3 separate regions of the Mus musculus genome follow, and all the other regions are linked to region 2. Evidence: chromatin loops called from intact Hi-C (ENCODE). Cell type or tissue: heart. All regions are shown on one strand.

Region 1 (5,000 bases), 130 kb before region 2:
ATCACAGTCGGCCAATCCACACCATTCCTTAGGGAATTTTCCATGAGATCAGCAGGGGCGGGAGTAGAGCAGGGCATGGGGGGGGGGGGGGTGAGCTTAAGACACAGGACATAGGGAGATAAGCTTTGCTGGTGACCACATCATCACCTTGAGGAATGACAAGGTCTAGGGAAACAGCAGGAGGCAGGAGCTAACAGAGGACTGTGGGAACATCCTTGGGGGATTTTAGCATCTCTCTGTCCACCATCCTTTGGCCACACAGACAAATATGTTTCCATTTGAGATTTTCATTGACTCAAGATGTGCTCTTTCCATGGGCATCCCCTGAGTCCTGAGTAACTTGTGTTCTCCTATTTTTCTCAAGAGTCTGAAAGGCAAACTAAAGATGATAAATGATTACCATCAGAGCGCATGCTGTCCATGGTGGTACTGAGGGACGTCAGGCAGGAGGAAGAAGAGAAGTTACCCAGGAGAGACGTTCCCGAGTTATCTGCACTGGCGTCCTAGAGTCCTGCTTCCTGTCTCACCCTTTGGACTCCATCTTAGTTAAAATGAATCAGGGCCCCTACCCACATAGGCTCAGGCCACCCTTGGGAGTCCCGGGAGCTGTGCTCATGTTCTGTGGAATATACCGCAAGCATAAGTCAGAAATTTAGCATCTTTACTAGACAAGCTGGATGCTTTTCTTTAAAGCTGTTTACATGTATTTATTCCCTGTGTGGGGGGAGGTGAGCCGTGCATGCCATGGCACGCTTGTGGGAGTCAGAGGATTATTTGTTGGAGTTCTTCACCACTCTCCTTCCACAATGTGAGTTTCCAACGATTGAATCTTGATCTTCGGGCTTAGCCACAAGCACCTTTACCCACTGAGCCATCTCTCTGACTGGAACTTAGTGGTTTTGGCAATAGAGGAGAAGAAAGAAAGGATTAGAGGAGAAGGAAGGAGAGAATCAGGGAAGGTGAACACGGAGAGACTGCACAGGGCAGACCCACCTCCATCAGTACAATGTTGGTTAAAATTGGCTTATGTGTAAGGCTCTACCAGTTTCAACTTGTCATCTGGAAGTGACAAGAAGAAATTTTATTGTGAAGACATATGCTAAGAGTTAGGTATGTTTGGTTAAAAAAAAAAAGCATACCTAGGTAGATGTGCAAGCAGAAAAGTCAGTGGACAGTTACTCATAAGGGCTGTTGAGGGAGGAACAAGGAAGGATGGGGCCAGAAGTTAAATAAAAACATATGGAAAGTGGTTTTCAGATTCCTGCGTAAAGCTGGGAACAGCATAGACAAAGAGGCCACAGTGTCTCCCTCAGAGTGAGGCTGTGAAGAACTGCTAAGTTGGCCTTATGGCTGTGTTACCAAGCTTGTTTGTCTGCCCCTACCTCACCGTAGTCACATCTGCTTCCCACTAACATGAGTGGGGGGGGGCTCTAAACATAATCTGTCTGTGGGGTTCACATTTGTTTTTGCCTGGTGGAGTTAGCTTTCGTGTGTTTGTTTTTATAAAGAAAGGATTTAGTGTATTTCTTTATTTCTGAAAAAACAAACCAAAACCAAAAAAAAAAAAAAAAAAAAAAAAAAAGAACAATCGAACAAAATGTACATAGTTTCTCTTAAACTTTTAAGCTGTCCGGATTTGGAGCCAGTGTTTACTTGTGAGTCAGGACAGATCTGAAAGGCCAGAAGACACCTGAACTTTTGACTCCACTCTTAAGCTCACACACCAGAGTGTACATTGTTCTATCTTAAAAATGGAAAACAAGGAACTATTCATATCTTGTTCTCAGAGCCTTTCCCCCTCTTGGAGACCGCGCCACCCCCAAGTGCGTCCAAACACCCCAGGAAACCACCCCATCATTGTAAAGAGACTAATCGCCACACACCACTTGATTTTCCTTCCTGGACGTCATGAGCCAGAACCCTGTGGTTCCCACGTTGTTTCTGTCATCGTTCCACAGGAGTTTAACTCTTATCCTGAGCCTGGGCGGGACAGCCTGTCTCAACTCCAGCCCCGATGTAAGCGGCTGTGGGGAGAGCTGGCAATAAACACCTGTTTTCCCAGTCCCTGTTTTCTCTGTAGCCTTGAAAACTATTTCTCAGGCTCCTGCAAGAAGATGGCAAAGCCCCTTCTTAGAAACAAGACTTACTGCACTTCTAAAATCAGAACGAAGTGGGCTGAGCTGATCAAAGCCACCAAGTTGTAGGGAGGTGGAGTATGTAGGTGACTTCTTGTACCCGGCAGCATCTCAGAAGACTGGCCCATATAACGATACTATGGGTGACTGCAGAAAAATTGCATGGCCATTCTAGGATCATGGATGAAAGATCATCAGACCATAGGAAGGACAGGGGCTAACCTGGGAATGGAGAAGTGATATCAAGGTTCTCAGCCCCAAAGTCAGACTCAACGTACGAACAAAGTCCATTCATATGTGCTGTGTTTTATAAAAAGATAGGGAGAAAAGGAATATATTTGATGAATGTGTAGGCATGGAGGCCCTCCGTGGGCCCATGCTGAGACATCCCTTCCCCCTGAGGAACTAGCCACAGGACAGCATAGTGTAGAATAGAGTTTATTTAGGGCATGGGGGTGGGGGGAGTTGAGAGGATAGTAGAGACAGAGAAAGACACAGAGAGGGAGGGAGGGAGGGAGGGAGGAAGGGAGGGAGGGAGGGAGAGAGGGGGGGAGAGGAGAGAGAGAAGTAGAGAGAGGCTGGCCATGAACATGTGGAGAGTAGGGAGGGGAACGGGCAAGAGGACAGAGCGGTTGCAAGAAGGCAAGAGCAAGAGAGGGCAGAGGGGGCAAGCAGCCCCTTTTATAGCGAGTCAGGCACACCTGGCTGTTGCCAGGCAACTGTGGGGCGGAGCTTAGACAAAATGCTAACGATATATATGTATGAGTGACTTGTGGTCATATACTTGGTAGAATCCGTGTTTCCTTGGGCCAGACCATCTCGGAAACCCAAAGGAAGAATGATTTATGAAACCTGACTGAAACGGCTCTGCCTTTAACTCTACCATGACAAGATTTAGTTGAGAACTAACTATGGTTCCTCCTCTCTGAGCAGGCATCCTGTGGATGCTTCATAGGGAGTCTCGGATGGATGGAGTTTCCTGGTTCAGCAGCAGGCGGGGGGGGGGGGGGGGGACACGGACACTTGTGGGGACTGTAGCTGTTGCTTCCTAGCAGTCACCAGTGAACTCTAGTGAGTGCCGCCCGCTCCTACTTTCTAACTCCAGCAATAGAGTACAGTCCTCTATGAGAGGCCCGCGGAAGGTCCTTCTGCTTTCAGGTCACTTGCAGCAACTGCAGGTATAGACTAACTCCCTGCTCGGAAGGCCAGGCTGGCTACAAATTATCTCAGAAAGAATTACACAATGAGGAGGTGGGAGTGAAGATAGAGAGGAGAAGTTCCTTTTGATCCCAGTACTAGGAGGCAAAGGTGGGCGGATCTCTTGAGTTTGAGGCCAGCCTGATGTTCATGGTGGTGAGCTCCTGGACAGCTGAAGCTATATATATAGAGAGACCCTATCTCAACCCCTAAAATAACAGTGAAAGAGATTGATTGATTGATTTTTTTTAAAGGTAAAAACTATATGTAGTTTGTTTCCGTAACGTGGAAGAGAGGAACGGTATCAAGGTCGCTTGTGCATAAGATAAACTGCGTGAGTTGTAGGCGTGGTTAGTCACATAACAAAACTCCCCAGGCATTCAGCCTGGGAAGAGGAGGAAAGGTTTATTTTGGCACATAGTTCTACAAGTTTTCAGTTTACGACCAGTAGGACGTTTGAGGCACCACATTACGGCAGAGGACTCACCGTGAAATGTGGAATAAGAGAAAAGAAAAGACCAGCAACCTCCTGCAGACCCCTAGGAGTCCACGCCCGCTACTGCCTAAGACTTCCCATCAGGCCTCACTTCCTGAAGAAAACGACAGTGCTCCAGTCCCGGGGCGGGGCGGGGCGGGGCGGGGCTGGGGGGTGGGGGGGGGGGAAGACAAGCATTTCACACAAAGGTCATTAGAGGGATACTTATCCAAGTCATAGCAGAGCTCCATGCAAAATAAAAATGAGGAACTTGTTGAAAAAGGAATTTCAAGGGGGTCAGCAATGGAGTCGTAAGGCCCACATAACCTGCATAAGTTCAGGGGTCCTTTGCTCATGAAGTCGCCCAGTTACAGCTCTTATATAAAGCCATTTTCAGAGTTGAGTGTCCAGAAGGAACTACACTGAAGGCTGTGCAATACAGCTAAGGAAAGAGAGATGTCCCTGACTGCTGCTGGCGGGACAGGCCATCCCTCGTAAGTAACCACTACCTAGCGTGTCATTCGAGCGCCAAGCACTTTCCATAGGTTGAATCATTTCATGTACATGCTGGCCCATAAACAACAGTAATCTTCACAACAGCCTTGCACAAAGGCAGGTACTCATTCCCACGGCGTTTTAAGTGAGGAAGTCGAGGGATGGATGGGTGTGTGTGTGTGTGTGTGTGTGTGTGTTTGTGTGTGTAGGAAATGGTGATTTGGAGTCTGGCTCCCAGCTTTCTGATAAAAGAACCTCTATTTTTCTAGTCCCTGCTAGACTTCGAGGGACTGAATTATGCTAAGCTTACAGAGAGCTGATGTATCTGGTATAAACCGGATCCATTCCTCCACAATGTTAGGCTCTACCTTACATTCTGGTAACCAAGCAACTTATTTCCAGTAATCCAGGGCACCTCTTCTGGGGATTGAGATACCTGCAGTGACGAAATAAGAACCAGAAGGCTGCTCTCAGGGCATGCAATCAAAACAAAGCTAATTGCAACATCTCAGGGGGGATGTCGGCTAGACAGAGGCATTATCTGGGAAATCATCCTGTTGGTAGGTTGTGTGGCTGAAAACACAGCCTCCTTGCACACAAAGGGCATTTTTTTCTCTGTTGTCAGTGTCTTCTCATCAACTCACGACAGGTGCATGACCACCAAATAGCAGCCCCCCAAACACACGTTAAAAACACAA
Region 2 (5,000 bases):
ACACCGAGCTTCAACTGGAAGTGTTTCCATTGGCACAAGCTCAGGTTGCATAAAGTGTGCCCATAAGAGGTCATGCCCCAAGGATGTGAAGGAGTGCAGGCATGCATGTAAGGAGCTGGAGTCCTCAGGACTTGCTGTTGAAGGTCATTCCACTGAGCAGCCTCCAGGCAGCTGTAATCACTTGCAGGTGCTGTGATACTCAGTTTGGGGTGTTTCAATCCAGTAGCATCCTTTCTCAGAAGAAGATTAATATAATAGAATACCAGCAAGAATAACATCAGCATCATTCATTAGTGGGGCTTTAGATTTTGAAAGCAGAGTGTCTTCCAGATGGTGTAGAGTATCGCTGGACATGAGACAAATGTACTTTTTAGAGTATGCCTATAGTTACCTGGGGAGTTTTAAAATGTCAGCGCCTAGACTCACTCTTCAAGACTCTAAATTAAATGATTCCTGAATGGGGCCTGAGAATGAGTCTTTTAAGACTCCTTGGATAACTCTGGTATGCAGTTTAGGTGGATAACCGTAGCTTCTGTCCCTACATTAGCCTACAAGGTGAGGGCTTTGCTCAAGTGAAGAAAATGGGGCCACGGAGAACAAAGAACCCACATTCAAGCAGAAGCAAGGACCTCAGCCTTCAGCCTGCCCAGCCACCAGTCCCAGCTCCAAGCCACTTCACATTCTGCATAGTGTGTTCTCCAGTGAAATGTAAACAGGAAGAGCTCACAGAAAGGGCAGTGGCACTCCATGGGGACCCGGGAGCTGTGAGAAGTTGCATCACCACCGCTAAGAGCGTTGTAGTGTGGAGGTGACCTGCACAGGAGAGTTCCGAAAGGTAATAGCCCAAGAGTTGGAATACGGTGTTGAGGGTTACCGTAGCTCCTGACTCAGCCTAACCCCAGGAGTGGCACAGAGCAGATGTTTGCTCAGCAGGGCACGGGGGAAGGCAGCTTCATGCATACTCTGTCACCCTCTGCACTGTCACGCTGCTGCAGGGAGAGGGACTTCTGTCTTCAGTGTTTCTCATCTGCTGTGCTGTGTCTGCTCAGAGCTGGCACAGTTTCCCAGGCTACCTCTAAACCATACGTCTGAAAGAACTCAAGATCACACAAGTGCACACACCATGGAGTGGGAGTGAGTGCCCTGAGTCCTGGTTCACCAACTGTGCACATCCTTAGACACAACTGCCTGAAAGAAATGTTATTGAATGGGATTCCTTCCTCTCTGCTGCAACCCACCAGCTCCTAGCCTGAAGCACGGGCACAGATCCAGGGTATGACTGCCTCTAAAGCTTCCCCCTTCAAAGAAAAAGATGCCCCTCCCAAGGTGTTTCTGTACTAGCTATGAAGAGGTTCATCTTTGAGGTCTAATGAGGGGGCGTGGGAATGTTCTAGAAACTAGGATAGGAGGTGCCTGATCCTCTCTGTGTTCCAGATGGAAACTCTACTATTTTAAACTCCTCAACAAAAACCTAGACTGGACATATCCATTCATTATATACTCCACCCTTGTTAAAAGTTTATAACATCGTGGGGACTGGATAGGGGTCTCAATGCTAAAGAGCACCGGCTGTTCTTGCAGAAGACTTGGGTTTGGCTCCCAGCGCTCACGTGATGCTTCATAGCCATCTGTAACTCCAGTTTTAGGGGCTTCAGCATCCTCTGCTGACCTCAGTGGGCACCGGGCGTGCACACTGTGTACACACATGCATGCAAATCACCAATACACATCAAATTAAGTGACCTTTAAAGTTTACAGTACCGGAGACTCTTCATGTTTTCTTCTCCTGGAAGTACACAAGTTAGAGTAGGGAAGTAGCCTAAAGGGTAAGCATACTGAAAGAGAAAATGTATGTGGTAGGGGCCCAGGCAGGGGTCTGAGGCCACCAGGACGGGACCAGGAGGGTAGCTGTCCTAGAGGAGTCATTTCTAACTTGAGACTTACCAAATACCTTATAGGAGTTTCAGGAGTGGAGAGTGGGGAAGGTTTTTTTCTTTTCTTTTCTTTTTTCTTTTTTCTTTTTTTAAGCAACTGGGCAGCTTCAGCCAAGGAGCAGCGAACAGTCTGTCTGTCCCTTGTGTCCATAAAGGGGTGTTCCCTGACAAAAGGTCACCCTGGCTGAGCTCCAGTACCTCTTCAGAGACTTGGACTTCCTTCTGGACATTCAGGACAAAGGGCTTAATCTGCGTGAGCTGAGTTCCTAACGCGGATATTTTCGCCCCAGCAGAAACATCCAATTCCAGAGGCCTGCCAAGTTTTCCCAAGAAGGCATGAGCCAGAAAGAGGCAGCTGCAGGGTGGGAGGCAAGTGGTGTCAGCACCAAAAAATAAGAGGAGTCAGATGAGGCCAACAGAGCACAAAGCGCTTGCTAAAGGTATCCTTTCCCCCTGGGTAAGCATTCCGTGGAGCACTAACTGTCGTGACAGGGCAAACAAACAGGCTCTGGAGCCAGCGGCTGCGTTTCCACCCTTGTACCAACACATAGCATCTTGGGCTGCTGACTGCAGATCTCTGAGCCTCATCTCTCTCTCTCTCTCTCTCTCTCTCTCTCTCTCTCTCTCTCTCTCTCTCTGTGTGTGTGTGTGTGTGTGTGTGTGTGTGTGCGTGCGTGCATAAAGGCACTAGAATCACACCTGAATAGTTGCCAGTAATGATTAGGTGAGGTGCTCTGAGCAGAATAACTCAAGGCTTACTCCAGAAGAGACTTGAACAAAAGCTTCCAGCCCTCCTTGAAAACAGGCATCTCACTGAAAGGCCCTAATGTCAAAACTTGTCATCCACATAGGCCAGTGAGGAAATGAGGCCCTCCATCCCCCTTCTCAGAAACGTCTGTGATGAGCCTCAGCGCAGACTCAGGGAGCCACAGGGCGAGCCAGTGTAAACCCACTCAGGACTGACTGCTCCATCTTCTTCCTGCTACACTCCAGCCACTTGCCCAGAAAATCAGTTCTCTATCGTGACACCAGTTGGGGAACCACGATGACAGTCTCCCTTCTTTCGCAGTTTCTGTGAAGGTAGAGACCCAGGGAATAAATGAACAGGTGAATGAATGGATGGGTGAATAAGTAAATAATAGCATGACCCACTGCAAGCTTCCTAATTTGGGAGTTCTCCCCTTCTCCCTCATCTTTCCGTATGTTCCCGGAACTGTGAAAATCCAGCTTCTAGTCACCTAACAAGCAACATTTCTTCTCTCCTTAATTCCATCACCACTCCAAGTCAATTTTTGTGAAGCCTTTGAGATAGGCTTTGCCAAGGAACATGAGAACTGGTAGGTAGAATTGTTAAGTTGCTCCGTTAGACCCTCACGGAGATCACAGAGGGAAGCCATCTCCACCTAGGACACGGAAGGGGCCTACGTCATCCCACTAGAGCTCTGCTCTGTTGGACAGCAGGAGACATCAAAAGGTCCAGGGTCTTGTCAGGAGTTCTCCTCCCTTTGTTCCGGTGGATTTGTGGGGTGGAGGTGGAGTCTCAGGATATTAGCTCCCGATCTGCTCATGTTTCCGTCACTCCCTGAATCCTGTCCCCGATGAAGGCTGATCCTTCATTATCTGGTCTCCTTCCCCACAGCTGCACCCCTAAGTGTGGTCACACTGGGGACCAGACCTTTTAATGTAAGGTCATCTAAACCGCCAAAGATCCTTTCCTCCATCTAAAACATCCCAGCACATCCCTCCCAAAGCCCTTCAGTCAGAAATGTATGGGCACATCTCTCTTTAGCTTATACTGCATGTGGCTGGAGAGGCTAGAGTTGAGTTCAGCTTCATGAGCAGAGGTGACAGGTGCAGGGCTCCCAGCTCTATCTCTGTCCCCTCCTTCCCTGGCAGAGCCCGGGTCCTTAACATAAAATTCAATGCCGTGCCCTTGCCCATGCCATCCCTCACCTATGCAGTCCCCTTACACATTTCTGGAAAAACACTCTAAGAAGTGTTTCTCTTTCTGCCCAAGCTGAGCACGTGTGCCGTACATGCTCAGCTATCACTGTATACCCGTGTACTGTACAAGACCAGCCACGCTCACCATCACAGCTCTTCTCTTTGTTGGCTGAGAGAAACAGCTCCGGTTGTGGTGTTATCTTACATTCTTAGTAAAGATCCTTCTTTGATGGCGTGGGGTGGAGCAAGTGTCCCAGTTAAATGCTTTACAGTGGTTCTCAAAAAAAAAAAAAAAATCCTCCAGAGTCAATCTAATTTTATTATCTTCTGTCACTTTTAAGTGGGGTTTTAAAGCACTTAACTGGGTTTAAGAAAAAAACATTTAAACACCCATGGTCTGCCATGTAATAGTGTTAGGAAAGAACCCAACAGCAGAGGTCACAGACAAATCCTTCTGCCCCATTCTGCAGCTGCCATTTTCGGCCTATGCTGCTCTTACCAGGGCAACTATGGCAATGCTGGACTTACAATTTACCCTCCAGCCTTTTCCCTGTGGCCTGTGTTGCTCCAATAGCTCAGCCATCAGGTCATGTGCCGGCTCAAAGTCCTCTATTAACTCTTCACTTGTGATAAGAGGCATTCCACACTCCCACCAGATAGTCGATGCGCCATAATGAGCCTCCTCTTTGGTGTCCAGACGGAATTATGTCGTGTCTCATCGTCGGCTTTTGATAGCTCTGAGAAGGTTTTTTCTTTGTGCTCAGAGTTATGGCTCCCTCTGCACCCACCCTCTCAAGACCCATTCTCTTACCCCTCCCTCGATGTCTGCCCCAGTGTAGCCCACATTCTCGTTGCCAATACATGCACCTGCCTGTTCATGTTCCTAAGCAATCACTTTGTGTTTTATTTTCCTATATCCACAAGGGACAGAGATGGATACAACTCCTGGAGAGGCAGGACCCCATCACACCATTTTCTCATACAATTTGCTAGTGGTTTTCAGCTGACCTGCTCAGGCAACATTTTTGCTCCTTTTTCTTCAGAAGCCCGAGAAGGACTTGCTACCCCTGAGATAATTTCCTTTGCAATAATCCATGCCCATTTTAAAATAGTTTAATCTCT
Region 3 (5,000 bases), 140 kb before region 2:
ATGCTTTCTCTTTCCACCAACCTCTCGAAGATTCAGATCTATGCATTTTACTGAGGAAGGAGCCCAGGGCCTGGGCACTGACATCAAAACCAGGGGAATTCAAGGCAAGAGCGGGATGCTCTATTGTCCCTGCCAGATCACCCCCTGCATTGTGTCTTTCAATTGGCTTTTTCCCTTCTGGGCAGGCTGGGTTTGTGTTACAAAGACTCTGCCTGGTCTATTGTTTGTGCAGGGATGCTTTCCCAGAGCAGGGTGGGCGTTTGATGGATTTATTCAATAAGAGCGAGGAAGGACAAACTGGAACCAGGAAGCCACCACTCAACTATTTGTGGACTTTGGAGGAGGTTTGAAGAATTCACAACTGAACAGTTTTTACAAAGGCATTTTGAGCCTTTCACTTTCTCGTGTGAACATTTCTGTAGTTGTCATCGTGACAGAAAGTGTAGACTTCAGTGTAGAAGTCTGGTTGCCAGCTATGCCCAGAGGGATTTTGCTGACTAAATATACTGTTCACTTTAATATTCATCTTAGACCTCTGCTGTGTTCTCCTAGGACCCTGACCACCCACCAGGGTTCTTTGAGGACTGGATGTGTTACATTCTTGAAGTCATTATGGATCCTCCAGATCACGAGGGCGATAGATAAGTAAGGTGGCTAACTTTCTGTCTTTTCTACTGAGGAACTTGTTGGCGTCTGACAGAGCATCTCAGATTTCTTACATAAAATGTGGAATTGTCAATAGTCAGATGCATCAGTGGCCAAGGCTATGGTGTGCAGTTTCTATCAGCGTGTACAGGACATCCTGCCTGGTTTTGGCCTCAAGGTAAGTTGGCAATAGTTTGGAAGAAGGTGCTATTCCATAGAGCTCTGAGACGGTGTCATTGGTGGTACAAAAGAAACCACTTCTTGTAGCCGGGCAATGGTAGCTCACACCTTTAGTCCCAGCACTTGGGAGGCAGAGACAGGCGGATTTCTGAGTTCGAGGCCAGCCTGGTCTACAGAGTGAGTTCCAGGTCAGCCAGGGCTACACAGAGAAACCCTGTCTTGAAAAAAAGAAGAAGAAGAAGAAGAAGAAGAAGAAGAAGAAGAAGAAGAAGAAGAAGAAGAAGAAGAAGCCACTTCTTTCAGGACATTTCTTCAGGGTTGTTTCTTTGTTGATGAGTGAAATTAGGCAGTAGTTCTACCCACCCTTCACCCCAAAATCCCTGATAGATTTTAGTGTTTGTTTGTTTGTTTGTTTGTTTTTCTCATGGAGAGGAATGACAGAGAATGGCTAGGGGGGACTTGTGTACTTTACCTGTCAGACGTTTCCTCCTAGTATGATGTGACATGATCTCTTTCCTCTCTCAGGAAGCAATGGTGAGATTTCGTAGCTCATCGTCTCCTGGTTGGAGCAAAGGGTGCCAAACAGAGGTCAAGCTCGGGCCACAGGGAAACTGGGAAAATACGTTCATTGCCATGTGCGAGGAGTCCAGTGGATTTCAGAAATCTTCTGTGTCTTCTTATAGGATACAGTGACAGCCCCTTACTGGAAGAACATTTTAGGTAATCCCCACGACAGGGTGACATACACTGATGTTGGAGCATTTAAATAAAAAGAGTCTCACTGTGTAGATAAAGACGTTTGCTTCCAATGAAAACTGAGAGTGGAGAGAACCACTTAAATCACGCAAGGACTCTACTCTTGTCTCATTGCTATCCTCCAGACTCACCCCACCCCCCAGTTCCCAATGGCTGAAACAAACCCAGAGTGTACTGAGGAGAACAGAGTCTAGCAGAATTTGTATTTAGACTTTCGATACTGACCACCAGCGTGGACTAGGCCTTTCCTAGCCACTCCCTCTGTCTATGCCAGCTCTAGGTGTCTAAATCCTTGCTTTACATTAGGGGAGCTGAGGCAAAGGGAGATGATAGACTTGGTTCAAGATCCCAGAACACCAGACAACGGCCAGATCAGTTTTGGATCCTGGTCAGTTGAAGGCTAATGGTGGTATCTTTGACTGTAGAGTCATACAATCTTTGAATTATCTTTGCCACAGTATGCATTTAAATGTAGGTATGTATTTCAATGCTATAATGGCGGCAGGGAGATGAGAGGGCTGGAGAGGACTTCAGCTCGGATGGAATTGATTTTCTTACGTCCAGGCTTAGAGAAGTGCAGCCGAAGAATTTCTAAAGAAACACAGCGTCTCTCAATCCATCAGACTATTAAACAACAATGGGCCCCTAATAAATGAGAATTTCCCCAGGAATCTCCTACCGGAAGGAAAAGTTCAACTGTGAACAAGAGATTTCATTCAATTTTAACAACATGTCAGATCACCAGTGGAGGCTCAGACAGGGATGGGTCAGCGGCGGGTAAGACCACACCTTGATCCGACGACTTAAGTGTGACTGTCCTTAACCCTCTTTAAACTTGAATCTGACTTCAGGACTCCAAAGACAGACTTGGCGCATCACTGAATCTCTGTTCCTTTCCCAAATTGGCCATATGGAGAAAATATCCCACTTTTTGCTCTCTCTCCACTATTAATTTGGCTCTTTTACTTGGTTTATTGATGATGGGTGGCTGAACCCGACTTGGGGAGCAGGCTCTAAGCTCAAGTTCAATCACAGTAGGACCCTTAACTGGGATCAGGACTGGAGGCTCAGACTCGGGTGATGAATGCAGAAAGAGATGCCCGGGCCTCCTGGAAGTTGGAATGTGTAGCATTATTACTGAAAAGCAAATATGATGGGCATACACACAGCAGCCCAACTATAGTCCTCTGACTTCTTGTTGGAGATGAGGAGAATTGAGAGTCCAGAAGCTAGTGTGCAATGATTGTTAAACAGCTCTAGTAAAGCTAGCTCCTGGGGCCAGAGGCTCAGCTCCTGCCTCAAACTTGCCTAGAGATCTGGGCATGAGTTTGGCTTAGGAGATGAACGACTTCCAGCTGTTCTCTGTCAGCCCAAGGCAGTGTCAGAGCCTGGGATCTGTCTGGACTTTGCAACCCTGGAAGGCTTTGCTGCAGACCAGAGAGCTGCCAGGAGGCCCCAGAAATGCCTGAGAACAAAGAGGCGGTAAACACACACGCTGAAACCTTTTACCAACTGGCTGTGGCCCAAACCAAAATGAGAAATGAATTGCTGAGGTAAGCAACTCTCTCTCTCTCTCTCTCTCTCTCTCTCTCTCTCTGTGTGTGTGTGTGTGTGTGTGTGTGTGTGTGTGTGTATCCTGAGTTGTTGGGAAAGAAAACCCTGTATTAAATAGGAATGTTTAGTTTGGACCATTGAAAGCTGTGGACGAGTGAATACAGCAAATTTGGTTTCTACAAATTTTTCTACTGAAAAATTGTTCAGACGAGGTTGAGAAATATTGGCAGCTCATCTCTTATACATGGAAGAGAGGAAGCCAAGTGTTTGCACAAGTCAAGGGTGTGTTTTCAGAAGAGCGAAGGTCACAGTCACAGTTAGAGGAATGCTTCTTGCTATTGCTATCCTATTTATCTAGCTTAGTTGATGACACGGAGGCTGGCAGGCACTCGATGTGACTTTCTTTTTTTTTTTTTTTTCAAGACAGGGTTTCTCTGTAGAGCCCTGGCTGTCCTGAAACTCACTTTGTAGACCAGGCTGGCCTCGAACTCGGAAATCTGCCTGCCTCTGCCTCCCAAGTGCTGGGATTAAAGGCGTGCACCACTACCACCCGGCTTCACTGTGACTTTTAAACAGCACTGTTTTCTTCGCCCTTATTGGACATAGAAAGAAGCTGATGTTGAGGTTACATAGGTAATTTGTTCAAAGTCACACTGTCAGATTCTGAACTCAAGTTTCTCTGAGGAGATCTGATCTAGCAAATTCCAGGCTGCGTCAGCTGTTCTTTCTATGTCAAATGAAACATCCTTGGCCATTTCAGTGTTCATCAAGAGGATGTGGAAATGATTGTATTCTCAAGTATTCACCTTTGTCATCAGTGTTAAACCTTGAACTTAGGTCTTGGTGCAAGCTAGGCAAACATTTTTCTAATGAGCTATATTTTTGACCCATTTATTTATATTTATTTCATTTAATATTATTTATTCTTCACAGGTTTACATAATGTCCGTTTATTGTGTGTCTCCCCCTCATCTCTCTTATCTTGTCCCCATCATGAGTCACTCCTTCTGAGCAAGTCTTCCTCCTCCTCTTGTCTTCGGTGTGTACATGTGTACATGTGTCTTTGGTGTGTACATGTGTCTTCGGTGTGTACATGTGTACTTGCATGAACATGTGTGAGAGGTTATTTACCTCAGAAAGGGCAACTTACCAGGACTGTGTCACTGGCAAGGAGATTCTTCCCTCTCCCAGGAACCATCAATGATTCAGAGGTCCTGGGGGGCTCCCAGGAGTTCCACCAAGCCATGTCCTGAGGGATTCAGTCTGTTACAATATTCATGTGATGCCCAAAAGTCACTGTTTCATAGTGCTCCTTCCCATCCCTTTCCTCTTATCTTTGGCCTGTTTCATGTTCTTCTGTTTCCCAAACATGGGATCTAGATGTCCCGCTTAGGACTAAACCCTTGGGAGCCACTTAATCTCAGCCTCGAGTCTGCGTCAATAGTTACCTGTTACCTACAGCAACAGAACCTTTTCTGACCAGAGCTGACAGCATCCCTAATCTATGGGCATAAGCATAAACATTTGACTGTATGTACACTTAACAAAACAACAGTAGTCAGTTCCCCTCCCTCAGGGTCTATGGCTTCCCCAGTCAAGGACTTCTAACTAGGTTAACAGTACCAGGCATGGATTGGCCACTGTGCAGCCGGCCTCAAATCCTGTCAGGAGGCAGTTACCCCCATGCATGGCAGGCTTACCACTTTTGCACTAGTACAAACATTTTGCTTGCCCTCTTATTTTTATTTTTAGTCTTGAGACAAGGTCTCACTTATTTTGCACAGGCTGGCCTTCAACTCACTTGGTAGCCTAGGCAGACTTTGAACTTACAGTATTTCTATCTCTGTGGTGATTTGAATATGCTT

The links. Hi-C counts contacts between places; a loop is a spot of excess contacts. Peaks named below come from ENCODE experiments on the same cell type or tissue, not always from the same donor. Only the 100,000 strongest peaks of a DNase experiment are listed, where the experiment ranks them.
Region 1: it touches region 2 in a loop (2.0-fold over the local background); 3 of 42 quality-filtered maps call a loop at or near these places.
Region 3: it touches region 2 in a loop (2.0-fold over the local background); 3 of 42 quality-filtered maps call a loop at or near these places.

The regions. Positions count from the first base shown.
Region 1 is chr14:76,692,242-76,697,241 of GRCm38, forward strand. No RefSeq gene overlaps it. Among named protein-coding and RNA genes, the nearest start is that of 1700105F02Rik, 17 kb to the left of the region's middle. In heart, no CTCF peak of the experiment used is centred here; a DNase peak (open chromatin) is centred at 1,900; H3K27ac peaks cover 2,958 bases.
Region 2 is chr14:76,817,637-76,822,636 of GRCm38, forward strand. The region is part of intron 1 of Gm30246 (a long non-coding RNA gene); the gene reads left to right. Among named protein-coding and RNA genes, the nearest start is that of Gm30365, 18 kb to the right of the region's middle. In heart, no CTCF peak of the experiment used is centred here; DNase peaks (open chromatin) are centred at 15, 905, 1,285 and 2,185; H3K27ac peaks cover 4,263 bases.
Region 3 is chr14:76,678,776-76,683,775 of GRCm38, forward strand. 1700108F19Rik (RIKEN cDNA 1700108F19 gene) reads left to right here. Exons shown (of 5, transcript NR_015485.1): 3 at 680-823; 4 at 1,351-1,545. Among named protein-coding and RNA genes, the nearest start is that of 1700105F02Rik, 3.7 kb to the left of the region's middle. In heart, no CTCF peak of the experiment used is centred here; DNase peaks (open chromatin) are centred at 2,976 and 3,436; H3K27ac peaks cover 1,482 bases.